Linked DNA regions of Homo sapiens: region 2 is linked to region 1. A link is a loop called in an ENCODE intact Hi-C map of the cell type or tissue named here. Cell type or tissue: dorsolateral prefrontal cortex. All regions are shown on one strand. Each heading gives the region's core, and the rest is flanking DNA. Links, peaks and the distances in the headings are about the cores only. Region 1 overlaps PLAAT3 (phospholipase A and acyltransferase 3). Region 2 overlaps LGALS12 (galectin 12).

Region 1 (8,330 bases), core at 251-8,250:
ATGAATTCATGTCCTTTGTAGGGACATGGATGAAGCTGGAAACCATTATTTTCAGCAAACTATCACAAGGACAAAAACCAAACATCGCATGTTCTCACTCATAGGTGGGAATTGAACAATGAGAACACATGGACACAGGAAGGGGAACATCACACACCAGGGCCTGTTGTGGGGTGGGGGGAGGGGGGAGGGATAGCATTAGGTGATACACCTAATGTTAAATGATGAGTTAATGGGTGCAGCACACCAACATGGCACATGTATACATATGTAACAAACCTGCACGTTGTACACATGTACCCTAAAACTTAAAGTATAATAAAAAAAAAAAAAAAAAAGAAGAAGACAATGGAGCAATGCCTCCAAAACTCTGAAGTGAAACCATTTCCAACCTAGAATTCTATACCCAGACAAAGTATCAAATCAAGTGAGAGGGTAAAATGACAAATAATTCAGACACACAGGGTCTCAAAGAATTTACCTCCCATGCATCCTCTTACAGAAAGCTGCTGAAAATGGTTCCCCAAAAACAGGGGAGTAAATGGAGAAAGTAGAAGACATGAGATAGAGAAAATGGGCCTTCTACTACTAGAGAGACTGGAAGGGAATCTCCCCAGAATGACAGTAAAGGGAGATTCCAGGATAACAACTTAGTACCAGGTGTAAAGAATAACTGGTAGGCAGAATGATAAGCCCCAAAAGGTGTCCATGTCCTAATTTCAGGAATCTATAAATATATCATGCTACATGGCAAGTGAGAATTAAGCTTACAAATGGAGTTAAGGCTGCTAATCAATTTACCTTAAAATACAGAAATTATCGGCCAGGTGTGGTGGCTCACGCCTGTAATCCCAGCACTTTGGGAGGCCGAGGAGGGTGGATCACGAGGTCAGGAGTTCGAGACCAGCCTGGCCAACATGGTGAAACCCCATCTCTACTAAAAATACAAAAATTAGCCAGGCGTGGTGGCACATGCCTCTAATCCCAGCTACTTGGGAGGCTGAGGCAGGAGAATCACTTGAACCCAGGAGGCAAAGTTTGCAGTGAGCTGAGATCACGCCACTGCACTCCAGCCTGGGCAACAGAGCAAGACTGTCTCAAAAAAACAAAAACAAAAAAAAGAGGAAATTATCCTAGATTATTCAGATGGGCCCAATGTAATTACAAAGTTCCTTAAAAGGTAGAAGACAGACAGAAGAGTTAGTGTCACAATGATGCAATATAAGACTCAACCAGCCATTGCTCTAGCTTTGAAAATAGATGGGGACTATAAGCCAAGGAATGCCAGTATGTTGTGGAAAGTCGGGGACCCCAAACGGAGGACCAGCTGAAGCCACAGCAGAAGAACATAAATTGTTAAGATTTCATGGACATTTATCAGTTCCCAAAATTAATACTTTCATAACTTCTTACACCTGTCTTTACTGCAATCTCTGAACACAAATTGTGAAGATGTCATGGACATTTATCACTTCCCCAATTAATACTCTTATAATTTCTTATGCCTGTCTTTAATCTCTTAATCACGTTATCTTCGTAAGCTGAGAATGTACGTCACCTCAGGACCACTATTGTACAAACTGATTGTAAAATATGTGTGTTTGAACAATACGAAATCAGTGCACCCTGAAAAAGAACAGAATAACAGCGATTTTCAGGGAACAAGGAAAGATAACCATAAGGTCTGACTGCCTGCGGGGTCGGGCAGAATAGAGCCATATTTTTCTTCTTGCAGAAAGCCTATAGACAGATGTGTGAGTAGGAGAAATATCGCTGAATTCTTTTCCGAGCAAGGAACAACCCTGGGGAAGGAATGCATTCCTGGGGGTAGGTCTATAGACGGCCGCTCTGGGAGTGTCTGTCTGATGCAGTTGAGATAAGGACTGAAATATGCCCTGTCTCCTGCAGTACCCTCAGGCTTACTAGGATTGGGAAATTCCAGCCTGGTAAATTCTAGTCAGACTGGTTGTCTGCTCTCAAACCCTGTTTCCTGTTAAGATGTTTATCAAGACAATGCGTGCACAGCAGGACACAGACCCTCATCAGTAATTCTAATTTTGCTTTCACCTTGTGATCTTTATAGCCCTTTGAAGCATGTGATCCTTGTGACCTACTCCCTGTTTGTACGCCCTCTCCCCTTTTAAAATCCGTAATAAAAACTTGCTGATTTTGTGGCTGGGGGTTGTCATCACGGTCCTACCAATATGTGATGGCACCCCTGGAGGCCCAGCTGTAAAATTTCTCTCTTTGTACTCTTTCTCTTTATTTCTCAGCCTGGCCAACACTTACGGAAAATAGAAAAGAACCTATGTTGAAATATTAGGGACTGGTTCCCCCAATACCAGTAACCTCTAGAAGTTGGAAAAGGCAAGAAAATTGATTTTCTCCTACAGACACTAGAAAAGAATGTCAATGCTTTGATTTTAGCCCAGTGAAACTCATTTTAGACTTCTGGCCCACAGAACTGTTGATAATAAATTGTGGAGTCTTAAGCCACTAACTTTGTACTAATTTGTTACAGCAGCAATAGGAAAATAATGCACTTATCAATCCAGATTGGAGCATTGTGACTCCAGAGCCTAGCATGTTGAGGACTGCCATAACCACTATCCTCTCCCATTGTACTGTGTTTCTAACCTAAAGCAACTTCTGGAGGATGTGATCTACCTAAATAAGAGAAAGAGCAAAGAAACAGAAAACTAAGAGATCATAGAATCAGAGAATGCAATCCAAGAGAAGGAAAGGAAATCCAAAGGATGACAGCCAAGGGGAGTCCAGGATGACAGCCATGCAATTGGCCAAGGAGCAACCAGCACAGAGGGAAGAAGGGCCATCTCTGGGATAGACGTGTCCAAGCAAAATAAACAAGAACTTGTAGGTTACTTGACATGGTTTCCCTTGTGGAGAACTGTACTGAGAGCTAATTGGATCATGTGGGAAGAATTGACAACAGGTACAAAGAAAACTCGGCAATGAAAGGAAGTAATAATTATCATAAAGAAAAAAGAACTCCCTCCACTTCCCTCCCAAAACAGAAAGGAAACTATCACAATTCACCACGACACTCAGCTGTGAGTTTTCTCATCATGAGTTCTGGCTGCTGAGAAATCAGTTCTGGGCACCTTGTGTTAATTACACTGCTGTGTTTCCTGAGGTTAAACACAACTATGTGTTTCCTGACATTAAACACATTTATGGCCCAGATAAGCCTCAGTAGCATCAAGATACGTATATATTTTTAACCACTGAAGATCCCCAAACTCTTCTCAACATTGGTCACATAGAAGTTTTAACAGATAGCCAGGCACAGTAGCTCATGCTTATAATCCCAGCACTTTGGGAGGCCGAGGCAGGCGGATGATGAGGTCAGGAGTTCGAGACCAGCCTGACCAACATGGTGAAACCTCATCTCTACTAAACATACAAAAATTAGCCAGGCATGGTGGCACGCACCTGTAATCCCAGCTACTCAGAAGGCTGAGGCAGGAGAATCACTTGAACCGGGAGGCGGAGGTTGCAGTGAGCCGAGATCACACCTCTGCACTCCAGCCTGGGTGACAGAGTGAGACACCATCTCAAAAAAAAAAAGTAGTTTTAACAGACAGAATTCATGATGACCAAAGTTTGGATGGAGCTACCAACCTGAGGTTTGACTGCTGCTAAGTCTTTAAATGCTCCTCTAAAAGATAATTAGGCATGGTTTTGTGGCAGCCATGGTTCTGTTGGGTTAACTTGCTAGGGAACCTGCATAAAATCACTTGTATCCAGCATTTTCCTTGCTAAGCTCTGTGTCAGGGTAGGAGAAATAGTCTGCAGATAATGGAGGAGGAACAATATGTCCCTAGTTCTTTATAGAACCTCATGGTGTGAAAACAAAAGCTGATGCAACTGGTTCATACAAAAGATACTTTGTCAAGGAAAACAACAATAACCTCATTGTTTGTGGCCATGCTTTGTACATAGTCAAAGAGTATGATTAAACACAAGACTGTTGGAAGCTAGTTAGTCCTAATAGTGCAAACTTGATGGGAAAAACTCTCTCTCCAAGAGTCAGTGCTACCTTCAGATGCCATTGATCATTTTCATGTTGCAAGACTGAAAGGTCCAATCCAGCTGCTGTGTTGTTATTACAGGATTTCTGATCATGAAAATGGGCTACCTGGTGTGTGTCACAGGTCTTAAATCAGGATATCAGGATATTGTGAAAGAGAAAAGCTGTCTCTCATTAGAAATATTAAGAAGACTGTTTTTTTTTTAAGTGGGCAAACAAATTCTGCCAGACTACAGACATTTAGACATTTATACTACAAAGCTCTTCTGAGTTAAGCCTTGATTTAGGGAAATCTAAATCATTTCTGGAAAAAAGAAAGTGCTAATGTGCTGCCTTCACTTTCAACAATGTTATAGGTGGATTAAAGAAGAAGTGGAGATAGTAGTGTTATTCTGAAAGCAATCCAATTGAGACTGTTAGAGGTTACAATATAAGAATGGTTATGAAATAGTTGTATATTTTCCAACAGTGATCAAGTATACAAAAAATAATAAATCATTTAAAAAGAAATAAAATATTTGCATAAAAATTTGGTTTCATTTACAGTAATTTCAAAATAATACCCCACAATTTATCCAGATTTATGTAATATATGTATTGCCGCCAGACACATCTTCAATTTCTATTTACCTTAATATTTTCTCTCACTCAGACTAGACTTCATTGTGAGTATAGCTTCTGGTTGCTTTTTTTTTTTTTTTAAGTACTGTTCAGTATGAAAGTTTCTTTACAAAACCCTACTAAAATATATGTTTTTTGAAACCTAAATATTTTTAGGTAGGTGGAAAGTAGGAGAATCTTTTTTTTAGAATATTCTTAGGCATGTAAAGCACAAATTACGTTTTAGTTTAAATTCATTGTTTCCCTTCTCAGGAAATTTGATTAATCATAAACTTTTTTTTTTGTTTTTTTTTGTTTTTTTTTTTTTGAGACAGAGTCTTGCTCAGTCGCCCAGGCTGGAGTACAGTGGTGCAATCTCGGCTCACTGCAAGCTCCGCCTCCTGGGTTCACGCCATTCTCCTGCCTCAGCCTCCCAAGTAGCTGCGACTACAGGCCACCACGCCCAGCTAATTTTGTTTTGTATTTATAGTAGAGACGGGGTTTCACCAGGTTAGCCAGGATGGTCTTGATCTCCTGACCTCGTGATCCACCTGCCTTGGCCTCCCAAAGTGCTGGGATTACAGGCGTGAGCCACCGCACCTGGCCATAAATATTCTTTTGAAGGAAAATCTAGTCTGCTTCAAAGAGCTCAGCACAAATATAATGACTGGTCAGATTCTTTAAAACACACAAAAATATCCTCATGAGTTAAATGAAAAGGAGAGTCACTGCACTGACAGTGCTTACAAAGAAAAATACTGGTGGACATTTTCTGATATGTACTAAATCTATCATCTCTAGCAAGATGGGGCATGCATCGAAGTTCTTTTTTTTTTTTTTTGAGATGGAGTTTTGCTCTTGTTGCCCAGCCTGGAGTGCAATGGCGCAATCTTGGCTCACTGCAACCTCCACCTCCCGGGTTCAAGCAATTCTGCCTCAGCCTCCCGAGTAGCCGGGACTACCGGTGCACACCACCACGCCCAGCTAATTTTTGTATTTTTAGTAGAAACGGGGTTTCACCATGTTGGCCAGTATGGTCTCGATCTCTTGACCTCATGATCTGCCCGCCTCGGCCTCTCAAAGTGCTGGGATTACAGGCATGAGCCACTGCGCCCGGCCAGAAGTTCTATGTTAATTTGACTCACAGCATGTGTCAGTGATCATTACTCACCTAAGTCACTAGTTCTCAACTGGAGACAGTTTTTCCCTGTGGGGGGAATTGTCTACAGACGTTTTTGGTTCTTACATCTGGCGGTGGGATGCTACTGGTATCTAGTGTGTAGAGGCCAGGGATGCTGCTAAGCATCCTACAGTGCACAGGACAGGACTTGACAATGAAGAATTATCTGGCCCATAATGTCAATAGTGCTGAGGCTGAGAAACCCCTATCCTAGACCAAGAAATGAAAGAGGAAATCTTTAGAAGCAGTAGAGATGGCACCTCTGTTTTTGTTGTAGAATATTCTGGCTTCATTTTCTGTGATGGGATCAAGTAGAATTGTTCATGCTGTTTCACTGTTGTGTTATCATTGTTTTGCCTCTTTCAAGTGAATGGGTAGATGGGTAGGGCCAAAGTCCCAGGAAGAAAAGTGTGATGTGTTCAATTTGCATTGTTTCATTTTGCAAGTGTTAAATTATTGTTTACAAAAAGAATAATGGTATAAGACATTTCTTAGTTATTTTACTATCTCAAGATTTGGAATTTTATTTAATTACTCCAAATAGCATTTATGGCCAGGCGCAGTGGCTCACATCTATAATTCCAGCACTTTGGGAGACTGAGGCAGGAGGGTTGCTAGAGACCAAGAGTTTAAGACCAGCCCAGACAACAAAGTGAGACCCTGTCTCTACAAAAAATACAAAAATCAGCCAGGCATGGTGATGTGCACCCATAGTCTCAGCTACTTGGGTGTGTGTGTGTGTGTGTGTGCACGTGTATGTGTGTGTTTGAGAAGGAGTCTCGCTCTGTTGCCCAGGCTGGAGTACACTGGCGCAATCTTGGCTCACTGCAACCTCCACCTCCAGGGTTCAAGCGATTCTCCTGCCTCAGCCTCCTGAGTAGTTGGGACTGCAGGTGCCCGCCATCACACCCAGCTAATTTTTGTATTTTTAGTAGAGACGGGGTTTCACCATGTTGGCCAGGGTGGTCTCAAACTCCTCACCTTAGGTGATCCACCCACCCCAGCCTCCCAAAGTGCTGGGATTACAGGCGTGAGCCACCACGCCCGGCCAGCCCCGTTCTTTATTCTGTTAATAACTGCTGAAAGAATAACTAAATGAGATGATTAGGATATATTTTGTAAACCTACCAAATATTCTTAACGTAGAACTCTGAATTTCAAAAAGTATCTTATTGCTTCCCAAGGTTGTCTTGTACTCTGTATTTGGAGTTTATTGCTGCATAGGAGCATGAGTTTTACCAAGAGTAAGTAAACACCTTGATAGTGATGCAAGATCACCAATGATGAAACTCAATTTGTTATCATGTTTGTCTTTCTTATGCTAATATTGTCACTGCTAATTCAAAAAAAAAAAACTTCTATTATACCTAAATCTGTCAATAAATGTTCATTTTCAAATTTAAAAAGATACATAAATGGGCCAGGCACAGTGGCTCACGCCTGTAATCTTAGCACTTTGGGAGGCAGAAACAGGCAGATCACTTGCAGTCAGGAGTTCCAGACCAGCCTGGCCGATATGGGGAAACCACATCTCTAATAAAAATACAAAAATTACCCAGGTGTGGTGGCACATGCCTTTATTCCCAGCCACTCTGGAGGCTGAGGCAGAAGAATCACTTGAACCCAGGAGGCAGAGGTTACAGCGAGCCAACATCGCACCACTGTGCTCTAGCCTGGGTGACGAAACAAGACTCTGTCTTAATAAATAAAAAGATACATAAATAAAAAACAAGAGAGAGAAGATAAGAAAATCAGCAAAGCAGTCTAGGGATCCAATAGCCTAATAATAGGAGTGCCAGAGAATACAAACTGGAAAATTTCCAAGAACTAAAGAAAGTGAGTTTCCAAGTACCTGGCACAATACATGAAAATAGACCCGTGCAAGGTAATAAATTTCAGAACACTGAGGATGAAGAGAAGATTCTATACAGTTCTGAAAAGAAAAAATAGATCACATACAAACAATAAAAAATCAGAACAGCTTCAGACTTCTCTACCACAATAACAAAAGCTAGATGACAATAAACCAATGCCTTCAAAATTCTGAAAAAAAAAATATTATTTCTAACCTAGAATTCTATACCCAGCCAAATGATTAATCAAATGTGAGGATAAAATAAAGATATTTTCAGGCATGCAAGATCTTTTTTTGTTTGTTTTTTGTTTCTTGGGTCTTTTTTTTTTTTTTTCTGACCAAGTCTCACTCTGTCACCCAGGCTGGAGTACAGTGGCGTGATCTCGGCTCACTGCAACCTCTGCCTCCTGGGTCCAAGCAATTCTCGTGCCTCAGCCTCACCAGTAGCTGGGATTACAGGCGCATGTCACCATGCCTGCCTAGGGATCTTTTTAAAATGTACCATTTCTCAGTAAACTATTAGGGGAAGTAGTCTACCAAAACAAGGGCATAAACCAAAAAAGAGAAGGATGTGAACTACAGAGGATAAAAGCATTAATATAGCAGGGAACTGAAAGAAATTTCTAGGATGCTAGTAAAGAGAG
Region 2 (8,330 bases), core at 15-8,014, 73 kb before region 1:
GGAGCCACAGTGCTCTGCCCCTACTGTAATGGATGCTAGGAGGATGAGGGTGTGGGGGTAGGATTGTTGGGGGAATGCTGATTACTTAGTAAGGACAGTCTCATCCCCAGCCTGGAAGGAAGGGTCAGGTGGGAATTTCCACTCAGGGATAGGGGTTGGGGGTGTTTCTCTCTTTCTCCTCCAGCTCAGTCAGTGCCCAAGAGGTTTTCTGAAGCCAGGCAATGATTTACAGAAGGCTGAATTCCCAGCAGACACCCCCTACTAATGAGCATTAATTATCACTTTCCCTTACTTGGCCCTCCCCTCCCATGAGAGCTGCATCCACTCAGTTAATTACAGGCCTGGAGGGAGCCTGGGAATGGGAAGTGATCAACTGCTGAACCAACCAGCTGAGCTTGCCAAGCTGGCATCCCAAGCCTCCCTCCCATGCTTCTCAGGTGCCTGAGGAATGGGCTGAAGCAGCTGCCCAGGTTACGGCAGCTCCTTGCTTTAGAGGCTGAGAGCTCGCACCTGGAGGGCCATCCTGGTGGTTTTCAGTTTTTTCTAGGTGGTTTGGGTTCCTAAAGGTTGTTGGGAGTTAGAGAGCAACACAGGAAGGCCAATCCTGTGATACCACTGGTATGTACCTGCCATCCTGCTCACATTCATTCCAAACACATCTATGCAGAGCCCTCACGGCGTCAGGTGAGGCACTGAGCCTACAGGAGGGAAAGAGAAGGCTTCAGTTTTGAGGGGCTTATAAACTAGGGAAAAAAGCCAACCAGTCGCTCTAAGCCAAGGGCCAAGCCAGCCACATGAGCAAAATGCCCTGGGAGCTCAGGGGAAGAAAGGAATAATCCAAGGAACCCAAGTGGATGATGCTTGGAAAGAGTCAGGGTGGAAAGAGACAGGAGGAACAGCCCAGAAAAGGCAGGAAGTTGTAAAACTGTATGATGTATTTTAGGAAGGCCAGGCAACTTCTTTTTTTTTTTTTTTTTTTTTTTTTTTGAGACCAAGTCTTGCTTTTTCGCCCAGGCTGAAGTACAGTGGCATGATCTCAGCTCACTGCAACCTCCTCCATCTCCCAGGCTCAAGCAATTCTCCTGCCTCAGCCTCCTGAGTAGCTGGGATTAGAGGTGCATGCCACCACACCCAGCTAATTTTTGTATTTTTAGTAGAGATAGGGTTTCACCATGTTGGCCAAGCTGGTCTCGAACTCCTGACCTCAAGTTGATCCACCCGCCTCAGCTTCCCAGAGTGCTGAGATTACAGGCATGAGCCACAGAGCCCAGCCCAGGTAACTTCTACATGGGGAAAGGTGAGCCTGGGAAGGCCATTGTTAAGTGCCTCTCCAGGGGTCCATTTCAGAGTTAGCTGTCAGTTCCTAACTTGTCCATTCTTCTTGCCTCCCAGTTCCTAGTCTCCAGCCACTCAACAGTCCTCAGAAAGCCCCAGTACCAGGCTTCTGGGGACCAGGGTGACATCTAGTGGATGGCAAGCCTCCCTGGGGTCACTGCAGCCTGTTGTGTCCTAGGAGCTGGGGAAAGGCAACTGGCTGGTGCTGAATTTGGCAAGGGAGCGGAATTTGACTTCTCTGGTGTAATGCAGCTTTGCCGTGTGACGGTCCAGGAAAGGGGATTAGGTGGAAGAAAATATTTCAGTGAACACTGATTTTTACCTATAAGGAATTTTCTGTTTGGAGAGGAAAAGTTGAGTTTTATTCTGCTCCTTTCCTCCCACTCGCCTGACATAGAGGTCCCTAAGCCCTTTCTCCAAACCTGCATGGATGAGTTTCTTTTCTTGTTCAGGTGGTTCCTTATGTCACGACGATTTTTGGAGGCCTGCATGCAGGCAAGATGGTCATGCTGCAAGGAGTGGTCCCTCTAGATGCACACAGGTAAGGCGGGGGAGGTGGCCCAGGGGGTGCTGGAGCTCAGCCCTAGAGGCATCGAGCTGGAGGGCTCCTCCCTGCCACTGAGATCTCTGTGGGTCTCTGGTCAGAACCGCACTTTGAGAGCCTCACCTCCCAGTAGGTTTCAGGTGGACTTCCAGTGTGGCTGCAGCCTGTGTCCCCGGCCAGATATCGCCTTCCACTTCAACCCTCGCTTCCATACCACCAAGCCCCATGTCATCTGCAACACCCTGCATGGTGGACGCTGGCAAAGGGAGGCCCGGTGGCCCCACCTGGCCCTGCGAAGAGGCTCCAGCTTCCTCATCCTCTTTCTCTTCGGGAATGAGGAAGTGAAGGTGAAGGAAGGGACGGGCATTGGGTGGTCTAGAATTTGTGTCCTTGCGCCCTTCCTTCCCTCAGCCAGACTCCCCACGACACAATGTTGAGTGGCATTGGTAGTGGTCAGGTACCAAGAGGACCAAGGAGCTGCCATGCCCGGTTCCAGGCTGCCCTGGGCCCACATGGCAGCAAGAAAGCTCTACAGTGCCTGGCTCCAAAGAGGGCACTCCTGCCATAGTCATGGCAAGCACTTAGAGAGAACCTACTGTATACCAGGAACTGTTCTAAGCCCTTAAAAGTATCTGCTCATTGAATGCTCACAATAACCCCATTAGGTAGGTACCTTCATTATCCCCATCTTACAGCCACAGTGGCAGGGGAGAGGGACAGAGAACTTGATCTCAAGGTTTAGACCCCTAATGTGAGCTCCTGCCAGAAACATGATGGGATCTTCAGACATCTCCAGGAGACAGGGCAGCTGGCGGGAGGGTAGCCTCTTGAGCCTCAGTTTCCTCACGTAAATGGAGCAAAGATGACTCTTTGGGCTGCTGAGAAAGCACAATGAGGGGCCTCTGTTGGGGTAGAGGGAGCGTTGAAGGTGCCTTAGTCTCCAGGCCAGCTCTGCAACCTTTGGAAGATTACTTAAGCCGCCCAAGGCTCTGTAAAATGTACCTACCTCATAGAGATGACGTGAAGTTAAGTGAGGCAAAATTGAGGAAAAAGTGCTTGGCAATGCCTGGGACATTGTTATGAACTCAATGAACATTAGCTGCTGATAAGCCAGCCTCTGTCTGTCTCTCCAGGTGAGTGTGAATGGACAGCACTTTCTCCACTTCCGCTACCGGCTCCCACTGTCTCATGTGGACACGCTGGGTATATTTGGTGACATCCTGGTAGAGGCTGTTGGATTCCTGAACATCAATGTAAGTTTCCTTGGGACCAAGGCCTGGGCAGTGGCAGCCTCTAATTTCCCCTGACTCCTGGACGGGCCTGGGACCCCTTCCTCCACCCTAGACTGAGAGAGAGGACGCCCTGTGCACCAGTAATAGCCAAGGGGGAGGGAGTCCACTGAGGTTTCGGGTGTGAGTGGGCTGAGGGGGAAGAGAAAGTGATGGCAGAAAGGGTGTCCAGGAGCCGCAGGCAGGAGTCTGTAACCAGTGTGGGTCTGGTTAACACTGAGAAGCAATGGCCAGGAATGATTTGGCACACTGGGGGCCGAAACGGGTGGCAGCTGGCTTTATCATTCCCACCTGATGGGCTTATTAAAGCCCAGATTTCTGGGGCTTGCCACCAGAGATTCTGATTCAGTAAGTCCAAGGTGGGGCCTAGGAATTGGGATGTTCAAAATGCCAGCAAGAAGCTACCACTGACCAGCCGAATGGGAACATGAGGAGCTGTAAAGGCCAGGGCTCTGCCCACCTCCCAGGCATAGGTAGGGGATTGCAGTGGTCCTAAATGCTGCTGATTCTTTTCTCTCTTTCTGAACAGCCATTTGTGGAGGGCAGCAGAGAGTACCCAGCTGGACATGTGAGTTTCTTGGCAGCAAGGTCTGAGCAGCCACACCAGCTGACCCGCCCTTCTGGACTGCTGCTCCCATTACACAAGGCCCAGCTGCCCCTTCCCTCACTGCTGCGGTTGCCACGGACATGGCTGGCTCTGCTTCAGTCTCTGGAGGGCCTGGATTTTCCTCTCCCAGCCCCTCTCCAGGCCCAGCTTGGGAAGATGAATGGGGGTGGGCTGCATGCAGAGGGGGCAAGACCCCGTATTCCTAGCAGGAGAGGCCTTAGTTGAAATGCTCATTTCTCAAACCACCTCTGCAAGGTGGCTGGGGTTGGTCTTGCGGGACAGAAGGGGAGATGAGGCCCATGTACTGCCCAAGGCCACACAGGGAGTGGATGACAAATCCTCCACCCCGTTCTTCCCTATTATTCCAGCGCTGGTGAACCTCTGAAGTCCAGAGGATCCCACTGGGGCTCCAATGACTCACCTACTGCTGTGAGAGAGACAAGCCCCAAATATTCCCAATTTGTTAGAATAACAAGAGTTTCCCTTTTCCTGAGCAAATACCACATGGCCTTGTGTCCTCTCTTTCTTTCCCTGACAGCCTTTCCTGCTGATGAGCCCCAGGCTGGTGAGTGAACCTCCCTCCTGCTCTGTCAGGGCTGGGGGCGCAGCCTGGGTGAGCAGCTAATGAGCTCAGCCTGGTAGGACATGCCCCCAGCCTCAGGATTTCCCCTTCCTTTATAGAAAACTGCAGGCTGTGGGTGGGCCAGGCAGCTTATGCCCCCAGCCGCATGATTTCCCCTTCCTTTATAGCAAGCTGCAGGCTGTGGGTGGGCTGGGCAGCTTCAGGCTGAAGCTCCAGCTTCATTTTACCTTTTCTCCACTTATTGTGAACATCATTACTTGATACTTCTCTGTGCCAGGCCCGGTGCCAGGCTCTAGGATAGAGGAACAAGCTGGTCCCAGCCGTCCAGTTGCTCACAGGCTGGTGGGGGACAGACCACTAGATGGCAATTACAGTTAAGGATGCAGTGAAGGGAGAAGGACATGGTGGTCGGGACACAGAGAGGCCAAGCTCAGCCTGGACAGGCCGGGGAAAGTGTTCGGCAATAACAGAGTACAGGAGGCCAGGTGCTTAACAAATAAGCAGCGTGTCCTGGCGGCAGGCCTGGGCAGAACATGCCTGCCCCAGTGCTCCCCTGGCCCCCGGGGATGGGCGGTCCTCCCCAGTCCCCCTGGAAGTCAACTTCTCAATACCTCCCTTGTTCCTTCAGGAGGTGCCCTGCTCACATGCTCTTCCCCAGGGTCTCTCGCCTGGGCAGGTCATCATAGTACGGGGACTGGTCTTGCAAGAGCCGAAGCAGTAAGTATCCAGCATCTAAGTGGAGGGGAGGGAGCAGCCTCTCTGTGACAGTCACATGCTATAAAACATCATCTCTTTTAATCTCCTAGCACCACCATTTAATCCCCATTTTACAGATGAGGAAACAGAGGAGCAGAAAGGAGAAGTGGCCCAATTTGGCAGAGCTTATGAAGGTCAGGCTGGGACTGGGACCGACAGCCCCACTGCTGGGAGCATCATTCCTGCTGGTACATCTAGTCAGGCCTAGCCTCTTGTCCCAGGTCCTAGGAAAGGGGCCCCAGGAAAGGCCCTTCGTAGGTGCAGGCTGAGGCCCAGAGCAAACATGTAGCTTCCTATGGTAACACAATGTGTGGTTCAAAAGATACAGCCAGACTGCCCCAGAGAAGAGGGCTGGTATTTGGAAGCCAGGACTTGGAGGGACCCAGTGACTAAGTGGACATTACCAAACTTCTCCTACATGGTGCTTTCAAACCCAGACCTGTGGCTCCAATCCAGTTAGACAGGAGCCACTGGCCGGCCTGCCTTGAGGAAACGCATTAGAGTTTATGACTTCTCTGGGCCAGAATGCCTGGGTTGGCATGTGCTCAGGACACCTACTTGTGCAACCTTAGGACAGATACTTTTCCTCTCTGTGCCTCTGTTTTCCTCTCTGTAAGAAGGGGATGATAGGCCGGGCGCGGTGGCTCACACCTATAATCCCAGCACTTTGGGAGGCCGAGGCGGGTGGATCACGAGGTCAGGAGTTGGAGACCAGCCTGACCAACATGGTGAAATCCTGACTCTACTGAAAATAGAAAAATTAGCCGGGCATGGTGGCGCATGCCTGTAATCCCAGCTACTCAGGAGGCTGAGGCAGGAGAATCGCTTATACCCGGGAGGCAGAGGTTGCAGTGATCCGAGATCGCGCCACTGCACTCCAGCCTGGGCAATAGAGCAAGACTCCATCTCAAAAAAAAAAAAAAAAGATAGAGGGGGTTGATAATAATGCCGACTTTAGGGGTGGTACTTAGAATAGTGCCTGGTACATGGTAAGTGTCCACAAATGTGGGTACTACTGCAATCATCTCAGTGGAGGTAGGGGAGGGCAGAGTAAGGAAAGCACCCTATGTTCTCCTTGCTTAATTTTGTTTTTATTTTTAAGTCACTGACCTCACTAAACCCTTGCCCTGCACACTGCCGATCATGCCTGTGAATTCTGGGACAGGCATGAAGCCCAGCACTCGATGGCCTCGGCCTCCAAAGACAGGCATGACTGAGTTGGATTCCTGGTTTTGTCTCTTATAAACAGTGCGGTCGTGGGCCAGTCACTAAACCTCTCTGAGTCTGAGTTTCCCTACCGGAAAAAGGTGAATGATAATTCCAACCTGCTAGGGAAAATGAAAAGTGCTCAGTGATGGAACACTTCTTCCCACAAAACTTGGAGGCATGAGACCGGGTTCATATTGTAGCTCAAAGTCACAAGGTTACTAGTGACATAGTCAGCAAGTAACTGCTGTTTCCCAAGGGCCATGAATGCATGTGTCCTCAGAGGCCAGACAGGTCTCATAAATAGTGAGGAAACCAGTTGGGAAGGTGGTAAAGGGGAAGGAGTATCTCCATACACCCAGTCATGCCAGATCTTCTGACTATTTTTAAAGCAAAAATAGAAGCCATCTTTTATATAAACTCTCTCAATTTTTGAATATTATATTAAAGTTGAAGAATACTATGGACCAGACAAAACATTCCTATACACCAGTTCAGCCGAGATCCACCAACATGAAGATTTAGCACAGCACCTGGTATTTAGCGAGGCTGCAACCAATGCAGCTGCTGCTATTTTGTGAAAGCAACTGATGGCTTGAATGGGGCAGAGAGAGTAAGAGATGGAGGGCACAGGATTCATCTGCAGTGAAAATCTATCCCTCCTTCTTCACCTCATCCCTTCCCTCCTCGTTATTGAGTGGGAGTGTATGACTGCAGCCTCAAAGAGCTTCAACAGAGCTTCACTGGGCATCTGGTGATTTGTGATTATTCAGTGATCTAGTGGGCATCTAGTGATTCATGATTATCCAGTGATCTGGCGGGCTGAGCTGCATGAAGGTGAGGTAGGGAGACACTGAGGCCTCCTCACCAGGAGTTCGCAGGCCAGAGGAAGACACAGTGTTGTCTGGCAGGACGGGGTAGGGGGAGCCATAGTGGGGCTGGAGGCTCCACGCAGTCCACTCTCCAGGGTTCCTGCCTTCCAAGCTTCTTCCCAACATTGGGCCCTGGCCACCTCCTTCCCAAAGTTGGAAACTTACGGGGCCTCCTCCTGTAAGGATCTACCAATAGCCCTTGAAAGGCCTGTCCAGGGCGGCCTTTTCCCCTACCTTACCTGCCTCTGCATCCCATCAGGATGCCGCGCCTTCTCCAGCATAGCTCTTCAAGAAGGAAACTTGGGAAGTTCCCAAGACATAAAAATAATCTGGGCCGGGCGCGGTGGCTCAAGCCTGTAATCCCAGCACTTTGGGAGGCCAAGGTGGGCAGATCACAAGGTCAAGAGATCGAGACCACCCTGGCCAACATAGTGAAACCCCATCTCTACTAAAAATACAAAAATTAGCTGGGCGGTGCGGGCATGCGCCTGTAGTCCCAGCTACTCCGGAGGCTGAGGCAGGAGAACTGCTTGAACCTGGGAGGAAGAGGTTGCAGTGAGCCGAGATCGTGCCACTGCACTCCAGCTTGGTGACAGAGCAAGACTCTGTCTCAAAAAAATAAAATAAAATAAAGAAAAATAATATAATCCGGTTGCCCTATTTGAGAGGCAGGTGCCAGATCCCCCCACCCCCAAATCTAGAGTCATGAATCCTAGTTCACATCCTAACCTAAGGCCCTACCACTATTACTAGTAACAGAGAAGTCATTTAACTTCTTGTCCTCATCACTTAAATGGGCTGACAAACCTCACAGCACAGAATTTGTGAGGATTAAGGAAAGGCAAACTAGCTTCTGTAAAACACCTACTGTGTGCTAGGAATTGCTAGTTTTCACATACATTATCTCCTTTGTTCCTTTTTTTTTTTGGCTCTATGAGGTAGAGATTGTATTATATAGCAATATTTTTAAACAATAGGTATCATCTGAATGCTTATTACGTTCCAGGTGCTATTCTAAATAAGCATTTTTTTATGTATTCATTTAATTCTTACAACAATGCCACAGGCAGGTACAGGGCAGTTATGTTATCGTCACATTACAGATGAGGAAACTGAGGCACAGAGAGATTAAGAGTCT

What was found. Hi-C counts contacts between places; a loop is a spot of excess contacts. Peaks named below come from ENCODE experiments on the same cell type or tissue, not always from the same donor. Only the 100,000 strongest peaks of a DNase experiment are listed, where the experiment ranks them.
Region 2: it touches region 1 in a loop (5-fold over the local background); 5 of 110 quality-filtered maps call a loop at or near these places.

What each region holds. Positions count from the first base shown.
Region 1 is chr11:63,579,553-63,587,882 of GRCh38, forward strand. The region is part of intron 4 of PLAAT3 (phospholipase A and acyltransferase 3); the gene reads right to left. LOC105369335 (a long non-coding RNA gene) reads left to right here. Exons shown (of 3, transcript XR_950179.3): 2 at 7,016-7,075. Among named protein-coding and RNA genes, the nearest start is that of PLAAT2, 20 kb to the left of the region's middle. In dorsolateral prefrontal cortex, for the core only: no CTCF peak of the experiment used is centred there; no DNase peak of the experiment used is centred there; H3K27ac peaks cover 7,918 bases.
Region 2 is chr11:63,506,766-63,515,095 of GRCh38, forward strand. LGALS12 (galectin 12) reads left to right here. Exons shown (of 9, transcript NM_033101.4): 2 at 1,788-1,876; 3 at 2,013-2,226; 4 at 3,013-3,132; 5 at 3,698-3,736; 6 at 4,314-4,340; 7 at 4,987-5,075. Among named protein-coding and RNA genes, the nearest start is that of LGALS12, 4.8 kb to the left of the region's middle. RefSeq lists an enhancer at 3,468-4,099. In dorsolateral prefrontal cortex, for the core only: CTCF peaks have their summits at 1,464 (motif pointing left), 3,715, 3,916 and 4,680 (motif pointing right); DNase peaks (open chromatin) are centred at 1,476, 3,786 and 4,686; H3K27ac peaks cover 5,949 bases.